Regions from separate parts of the Homo sapiens genome. Here region 2 is linked to region 1. A link is an interaction called in ENCODE POLR2A ChIA-PET data of the cell type or tissue named here. Cell type or tissue: IMR-90. All regions are shown on one strand. Each heading gives the region's core, and the rest is flanking DNA. Links, peaks and the distances in the headings are about the cores only.

Region 1 (4,407 bases), core at 133-4,132:
ATTCTATCCCATAGCTAATACAAAATATGTAAAGTGTGGTTAGAGAAATGTGATATGAACTTAAGAGAGGTATATGATGAGCACTTCAGGGTTTTCTAAATAGAGACAGATGATGTCTTGTGTGTGTGAAGAGAGAAATGACCCCTCCACAAACTCCCCTCTACCCTGCACGTGATTCTTCTGTAGTAGGCCTGATAACCCAAATCCCTTACATTTGCCCAATGCATTGCATATTTATTTAAAAGAGAATGTACAATTGCAAATATCAATCCAAGTTAATACTTCCCTCCCAACTAGCCCATGAGTTAGGTGCTTATATTTTCCCCTTCTCACAGATGGGGTAACAGAAGCATGTAGAGGTTAAATAACTTCATTCGTTCATTAGTTACTTACTGATTTCACCACACACTTATTGAACCCTTACTAAGCATAGACACTGTACCAGGTGGTGGAGAAATGAGAAGAGTGTGACTTAGTCCCCACCTTCAATGCATCTTTGGAATGGTAGAGAAGACAGACTGCTAAAGGAGAACTCACAATAGAAAATGGTAATTAGAGTGATGAAACTATGTAGAAAAATCCCTGCCTCTGGCATTGCTTTTCCATGTGTTGTTCTGTTTCAGGCCAGGCCGTGTGTTACCTCATTCATCCCAACACCAACCCTATGGGGTATTCATTCTTTCAGCTAATGCCCACTGAGTGTCAGTCCTGGGAAAATAGCACCCACTGTTGAGAGATTAGATTCCAGTTAAGGAGACAGATATTTATCAAGTATATCACAAAAATACCAAAGAGAGGTACAACTATAGCGAGTGCAACCAAAAAAATGTGACAAAAGCTAGAGGAGTGCACGGTGGGGGGATTTGACTTCATCAGGGAAGCCAGTGGAAGCCTCTCTGCGTATGGAATCATAGGAAGGTCTAGGTGAGATAGGGAAACTATTCCAGCAAGAGAGGGCAGGATGGTGCATGGAGAATTGGAAAGCAAGTCGGGGGAGTACAGTGTGACGTGTGCAAGGAGAGGTCAGTTCCAGAAGGTCCTTTCTTACAAGCCATGTGGGGAGGGATGGAGGGTATCCTCACCACGGTGCTGAGGAGCCACTGAGTGTGTAGCAGCTGACGGGTCATGGCACTGATTGGTATTTATTCTTCTTTTTTCTTTTTTTTTTCTTTTTTTGAGACGGAGTCTCGCTCTGTCACCAGGCTGGAGTGCAGTGGCGTGATCTCGGCTCACTGCAACCTCCACCTCCTGGGTTCAAGTGATTTCTCGTTCTTCAGCCTCCCGAGTAGCTGGGATTACAGGTGCACACCACCACGCCTAGCTAATTTTTGTATTTTTAGTAGAGATGGGATTTCACCATGTTGGCCAGGATGGTCTCGATCTCCTGACCTCATGATCCACCTGCTTCGGCCTCCCAAAGTGCTGGGATTACAGACGTGAGCCACTGCACCCAGCCTTCTTTATTTTTTTTTAAATAAATTTTTTTGTGTATATTTGAGGTTCACAATATAATATGGGATATGTATTGATAGTAAAATGGTTACTACAGTGAAATAAACAAACATATATCATCTCACATGGCTGCTTTTTTTGTGAAAAGAGCAGCTAAAATCTACTTAACAAAAATCCATAATCACTATAATTTTATTAACTATAGTCTTCATGTTGTACATTCAATATCTAGACTCACTGATCCTCTATATCTGCTTCTTTGTATTCTGTGATCTACCTCTCCTCATTTCCTCTCTCCTGCCCCCAACCTCAGTAACCACTGTCTTATTCTCTATACATTTGACTTTTTTCTCTTTTTTTCTTATGATTCCACATATATGTGAGATCATGATGCAATATTTTTCTTTCAGTGCCAGCATCTTTCACTTGCCATAATCTCCTCCAGGTACATCTATGTGTTGCAAACAGCAGAATTTCCTCTTTTTTTTTTTTTTTTTTTTTTTTTTGATACAGAGTCTCGCTGTCGTCTCCCAAGCTGGAGCGCAGTGGCGCAATCTTGGCTCACTGCAACCTCTGCCTCCAAGGTTCAAGCGATTCTCCTGCCTCAGCCTCTCAAGTAGCTGGGATTACAGGTGCCCACCACTATGCCCAGCTAATTTTTTGTATTCTTTTTTAGTAGTTATGGAGTTTCACTTTGTTGGCCAGGGTGGTCTCAAACTCCTGACCTTGTGATCTGCCTGCCTCGGCCTCTCAAAGTGCTGGGATTACAGGCATGAGCCACCATGCCTGGCCTCTCTTGTGTTTTTAATAATAGCCATACTAACGTGTGAGGTGATATCTCATGGTGGTCTTCATTTGCATTTTTCCAATGATTAATGATGTTGAGAGTGTCTTTTCATATACCTGTTGATTGCTTTTATGTCTTCTTCGGAAAGGTATCCATCAGGACCTTTTCCTATTTTTTAATCAGGTTTATTTTTTCTGCTATTGAGTTGTAAGAGTTCTGTACAAATTTTGGATATTATTAAATATCCAAATGTATTAAATGAATCAATTTGGGATCCATTTGCACCAATCATTAATAACTCCTTATCAGATATGAATTGTGAAAATATTTTTTCCCTAGATGTAGGTTGCCTTTTTACTTTGTTGATTGTTTTCTTTGCTGTGCAGAGCTTTTTAGTTTGATATAGTCCCGTTTATTTATTTTTGCTTTGGTAGCCTGGGCTTTTGGTGCAATATCAAAAAAAGTATTGCCAGGGCCAAGGAGCTTTTCCCCTATATTCTCTTCTAAGAGTTTTATGGTTTCAAGTCTTACATTTAGGTCTTTAATCCATTTTGAGTTGGTTTATGTATATGGTGTAATATAAGGGTTTAATTCCATTCCTTTGCAATGGAAATCCAGTTTTTCCAGCAGCATTTATTGAAGAGACTATCATTTCCCCATTGTGTCCTCTTAGTGTCCTGGTCAAAAATTAGTTGGCCATATATGTTTGGATTTATTTCTGTGCTCTCTATTCTGATCCACTGGTCTATATATCTGTTTTTATGATATTATCATGCTGTTTTGCTTTCTATAGCTTTGTGATATAAATCAGGAAATGTGATCCTTCCAATTTTGTTCTTCTTCAGTACTTCTTTAGCTATTTGTTTTTTTATGATTCTATATGGATTTTAAGATTTTTTTCTATTTCTATGAAGAATGCCATTGGAATTTTGATAGGGATTGTGTTGAATCTGTATATTGTTTTGGGTACTATGGATATTTAAACAATATTAATTTTTCCAATCCATAAATACAGAATATCTTTCTATTTATTTGTGTTGTCCTCAACTTTTTAAATCAAGGTTTTATAGTTTTCAGTGCCAAATCTTTCACCTTCTTGGTTAAATCTATTTCCACTTTTTTATGCTATCTTAAATAAGATTTAAAAAAATTTATTCTTAGCATTGCTGTTATTTGTGTATAAAATGCTACTAATTTTTGTATGCCAATTTTGTATCCTGTAACTTTACTGAATTTAGTTATCAGTTCTCACAGTTTTTTTGTAAACTCTTTGGGTTTTCTACATATAGGATTATGCCATCTGCAAATAGAGACCATTTTTCTTCTTCCTTTCTAATTTAGATGCTTTTATTTCTTCCTCCTGTCTGGTTACTCTTGCTAATACTTCTAGTAATATGTTGAATAGAAGTGGCAAGAGTGAGCATCCCTTCCTTGTGCTGGATCTTTGTGGAAAAGATTTCAGTTTTTCCCTGTTGATTATGATGTTAGCTATGGGTTTTTCATAAATGTCTTTTGTTATATTGAGGAACTTTCCTTCTATACCTAACCCATTAAGAGTTTTCAATCAAGAAATGATGGGCATTTCTTAAGATGACTTTGGCTGTGTTGTAGAGAATCCATTAGAATGAGCCCAAAGGTGGAATTTGGGAGACCAGACAGATTTTCAAAAGAGAGGTACTGGAGTGGTGGCTGTGGAGCTGTCCAGAAGGGCAAAGATCCAAGAGATATTTTGTAGGTTACATTGACAGGTTTACATGTGTTGGATATGGGACCAGTTCAAGAGTGACCCATTTTACAGATGGAAAATCAATGGACAGAGAGAGAGGCTGATTAACTCCCAAGGACACAAAACTGGTAAGAGAATCAATCTTTATTAGAGCAGTTGAAGAACTGTTGAGCAAGCACTTTTACTCTCTCTTTTGTGAGCATGAAGAAGAGGAAACAAAGAACCTTTGCTGAGGAAAATGGAACAAAATCTAAGAAGGAATAAATGTTCAATCATGGCTTTGCCAAGTGTGTAGAGGAAAGGGAAAGGGTCATTTTGGACAGAGGTAATTGCATATGAGCAAGCAAGAAAAGGAGGCTTTGAGAGGTGACAGAAACTCTATATCTTGATTGTGGTAGTAGTTACAGAAGTTCATGCATTCATTCAAATTCACTAAACTGCA
Region 2 (4,393 bases), core at 1-4,000, 170 kb before region 1:
GTTGCTGCTGCTCTTTCTCTGAAAAAAATACAGCTGGAACAATTTTTTTTTCCTGTTCCTATTAAAAAACCACAGTTGTTGTTGATAATGATATAATAATGAGTGGTTAAGAACATATTTATTTGGAAGAATTTTTAAAGAAGGCAACATAAGACTTCTGGTAATGAAGGAAATATAATACAGTCCTTAATTCAGCTGGGGAACATAGCTCCATGGAGAAGGTCGAGGAGAACTTTGTTCCTATAGCCTGCATCTGGCTCCTCCATGAATGTGTGTATTGATTGCCCCCATTTCCCTGCAGACGGTGTACAACCTGGCTGATGTGGCCTGCAAGTGCCATGGGGTGTCCGGCTCATGTAGCCTGAAGACATGCTGGCTGCAGCTGGCAGACTTCCGCAAGGTGGGTGATGCCCTGAAGGAGAAGTACGACAGCGCGGCGGCCATGCGGCTCAACAGCCGGGGCAAGTTGGTACAGGTCAACAGCCGCTTCAACTCGCCCACCACACAAGACCTGGTCTACATCGACCCCAGCCCTGACTACTGCGTGCGCAATGAGAGCACCGGCTCGCTGGGCACGCAGGGCCGCCTGTGCAACAAGACGTCGGAGGGCATGGATGGCTGCGAGCTCATGTGCTGCGGCCGTGGCTACGACCAGTTCAAGACCGTGCAGACGGAGCGCTGCCACTGCAAGTTCCACTGGTGCTGCTACGTCAAGTGCAAGAAGTGCACGGAGATCGTGGACCAGTTTGTGTGCAAGTAGTGGGTGCCACCCAGCACTCAGCCCCGCTCCCAGGACCCGCTTATTTATAGAAAGTACAGTGATTCTGGTTTTTGGTTTTTAGAAATATTTTTTATTTTTCCCCAAGAATTGCAACCGGAACCATTTTTTTTCCTGTTACCATCTAAGAACTCTGTGGTTTATTATTAATATTATAATTATTATTTGGCAATAATGGGGGTGGGAACCAAGAAAAATATTTATTTTGTGGATCTTTGAAAAGGTAATACAAGACTTCTTTTGATAGTATAGAATGAAGGGGAAATAACACATACCCTAACTTAGCTGTGTGGACATGGTACACATCCAGAAGGTAAAGAAATACATTTTCTTTTTCTCAAATATGCCATCATATGGGATGGGTAGGTTCCAGTTGAAAGAGGGTGGTAGAAATCTATTCACAATTCAGCTTCTATGACCAAAATGAGTTGTAAATTCTCTGGTGCAAGATAAAAGGTCTTGGGAAAACAAAACAAAACAAAACAAACCTCCCTTCCCCAGCAGGGCTGCTAGCTTGCTTTCTGCATTTTCAAAATGATAATTTACAATGGAAGGACAAGAATGTCATATTCTCAAGGAAAAAAGGTATATCACATGTCTCATTCTCCTCAAATATTCCATTTGCAGACAGACCGTCATATTCTAATAGCTCATGAAATTTGGGCAGCAGGGAGGAAAGTCCCCAGAAATTAAAAAATTTAAAACTCTTATGTCAAGATGTTGATTTGAAGCTGTTATAAGAATTAGGATTCCAGATTGTAAAAAGATCCCCAAATGATTCTGGACACTAGATTTTTTTGTTTGGGGAGGTTGGCTTGAACATAAATGAAAATATCCTGTTATTTTCTTAGGGATACTTGGTTAGTAAATTATAATAGTAAAAATAATACATGAATCCCATTCACAGGTTCTCAGCCCAAGCAACAAGGTAATTGCGTGCCATTCAGCACTGCACCAGAGCAGACAACCTATTTGAGGAAAAACAGTGAAATCCACCTTCCTCTTCACACTGAGCCCTCTCTGATTCCTCCGTGTTGTGATGTGATGCTGGCCACGTTTCCAAACGGCAGCTCCACTGGGTCCCCTTTGGTTGTAGGACAGGAAATGAAACATTAGGAGCTCTGCTTGGAAAACAGTTCACTACTTAGGGATTTTTGTTTCCTAAAACTTTTATTTTGAGGAGCAGTAGTTTTCTATGTTTTAATGACAGAACTTGGCTAATGGAATTCACAGAGGTGTTGCAGCGTATCACTGTTATGATCCTGTGTTTAGATTATCCACTCATGCTTCTCCTATTGTACTGCAGGTGTACCTTAAAACTGTTCCCAGTGTACTTGAACAGTTGCATTTATAAGGGGGGAAATGTGGTTTAATGGTGCCTGATATCTCAAAGTCTTTTGTACATAACATATATATATATATACATATATATAAATATAAATATAAATATATCTCATTGCAGCCAGTGATTTAGATTTACAGTTTACTCTGGGGTTATTTCTCTGTCTAGAGCATTGTTGTCCTTCACTGCAGTCCAGTTGGGATTATTCCAAAAGTTTTTTGAGTCTTGAGCTTGGGCTGTGGCCCTGCTGTGATCATACCTTGAGCACGACGAAGCAACCTTGTTTCTGAGGAAGCTTGAGTTCTGACTCACTGAAATGCGTGTTGGGTTGAAGATATCTTTTTTCTTTTCTGCCTCACCCCTTTGTCTCCAACCTCCATTTCTGTTCACTTTGTGGAGAGGGCATTACTTGTTCGTTATAGACATGGACGTTAAGAGATATTCAAAACTCAGAAGCATCAGCAATGTTTCTCTTTTCTTAGTTCATTCTGCAGAATGGAAACCCATGCCTATTAGAAATGACAGTACTTATTAATTGAGTCCCTAAGGAATATTCAGCCCACTACATAGATAGCTTTTTTTTTTTTTTTTTTAATAAGGACACCTCTTTCCAAACAGTGCCATCAAATATGTTCTTATCTCAGACTTACGTTGTTTTAAAAGTTTGGAAAGATACACATCTTTCATACCCCCCTTAGGCAGGTTGGCTTTCATATCACCTCAGCCAACTGTGGCTCTTAATTTATTGCATAATGATATTCACATCCCCTCAGTTGCAGTGAATTGTGAGCAAAAGATCTTGAAAGCAAAAAGCACTAATTAGTTTAAAATGTCACTTTTTTGGTTTTTATTATACAAAAACCATGAAGTACTTTTTTTATTTGCTAAATCAGATTGTTCCTTTTTAGTGACTCATGTTTATGAAGAGAGTTGAGTTTAACAATCCTAGCTTTTAAAAGAAACTATTTAATGTAAAATATTCTACATGTCATTCAGATATTATGTATATCTTCTAGCCTTTATTCTGTACTTTTAATGTACATATTTCTGTCTTGCGTGATTTGTATATTTCACTGGTTTAAAAAACAAACATCGAAAGGCTTATGCCAAATGGAAGATAGAATATAAAATAAAACGTTACTTGTATATTGGTAAGTGGTTTCAATTGTCCTTCAGATAATTCATGTGGAGATTTTTGGAGAAACCATGACGGATAGTTTAGGATGACTACATGTCAAAGTAATAAAAGAGTGGTGAATTTTACCAAAACCAAGCTATTTGGAAGCTTCAAAAGGTTTCTATATGTAATGGAACAAAAGGGGAATTCTCTTTTCCTATATATGTTCCTTACAAAAAAAAAAAAAAAAGAAATCAAGCAGATGGCTTAAAGCTGGTTATAGGATTGCTCACATTCTTTTAGCATTATGCATGTAACTTAATTGTTTTAGAGCGTGTTGCTGTTGTAACATCCCAGAGAAGAATGAAAAGGCACATGCTTTTATCCGTGACCAGATTTTTAGTCCAAAAAAATGTATTTTTTTGTGTGTTTACCACTGCAACTATTGCACCTCTCTATTTGAATTTACTGTGGACCATGTGTGGTGTCTCTATGCCCTTTGAAAGCAGTTTTTATAAAAAGAAAGCCCGGGTCTGCAGAGAATGAAAACTGGTTGGAAACTAAAGGTTCATTGTGTTAAGTGCAATTAATACAAGTTATTGTGCTTTTCAAAAATGTACACGGAAATCTGGACAGTGCTCCACAGATTGATACATTAGCCTTTGCTTTTTCTCTTTCCGGATAACCTTGTAACATATTGAAACCTTTTAAGGATGCCAAGAATGCATTATTCCACAAAAAAACAGCAGACCAACATATAGAGTGTTTAAAATAGCATTTCTGGGCAAATTCAAACTCTTGTGGTTCTAGGACTCACATCTGTTTCAGTTTTTCCTCAGTTGTATATTGACCAGTGTTCTTTATTGCAAAAACATATACCCGATTTAGCAGTGTCAGCGTATTTTTTCTTCTCATCCTGGAGCGTATTCAAGATCTTCCCAATACAAGAAAATTAATAAAAAATTTATATATAGGCAGCAGCAAAAGAGCCATGTTCAAAATAGTCATTATGGGCTCAAATAGAAAGAAGACTTTTAAGTTTTAATCCAGTTTATCTGTTGAGTTCTGTGAGCTACTGACCTCCTGAGACTGGCACTGTGTAAGTTTTAGTTGCCTACCCTAGCTCTTTTCTCGTACAATTTTGCCAATACCAAGT

Evidence for each region. ChIA-PET counts read pairs that join two places held together with the same protein. Peaks named below come from ENCODE experiments on the same cell type or tissue, not always from the same donor. Only the 100,000 strongest peaks of a DNase experiment are listed, where the experiment ranks them.
Region 2: POLR2A ChIA-PET joins it to region 1 with 10 read pairs; 2 of 35 experiments call an interaction of 5 or more read pairs at or near these places.

Annotation. Positions count from the first base shown.
Region 1 is chr3:55,300,632-55,305,038 of GRCh38, reverse strand. It overlaps LINC02030 (long intergenic non-protein coding RNA 2030), which reads right to left. Exons shown (of 6, transcript NR_183750.1): 6 at 4,092-4,407. All of the region lies in intron 1 of LOC124906243 (a long non-coding RNA gene), which reads left to right. Among named protein-coding and RNA genes, the nearest start is that of LINC02030, 76 kb to the right of the region's middle. In IMR-90, for the core only: no CTCF peak of the experiment used is centred there; no DNase peak of the experiment used is centred there.
Region 2 is chr3:55,466,459-55,470,851 of GRCh38, reverse strand. It overlaps WNT5A (Wnt family member 5A), which reads left to right. Exons shown (of 5, transcript NM_003392.7): 5 at 302-4,393. The coding sequence ends at 760. Among named protein-coding and RNA genes, the nearest start is that of WNT5A, 19 kb to the left of the region's middle. In IMR-90, for the core only: no CTCF peak of the experiment used is centred there; DNase peaks (open chromatin) are centred at 2,391 and 3,551; H3K27ac peaks cover 1,814 bases.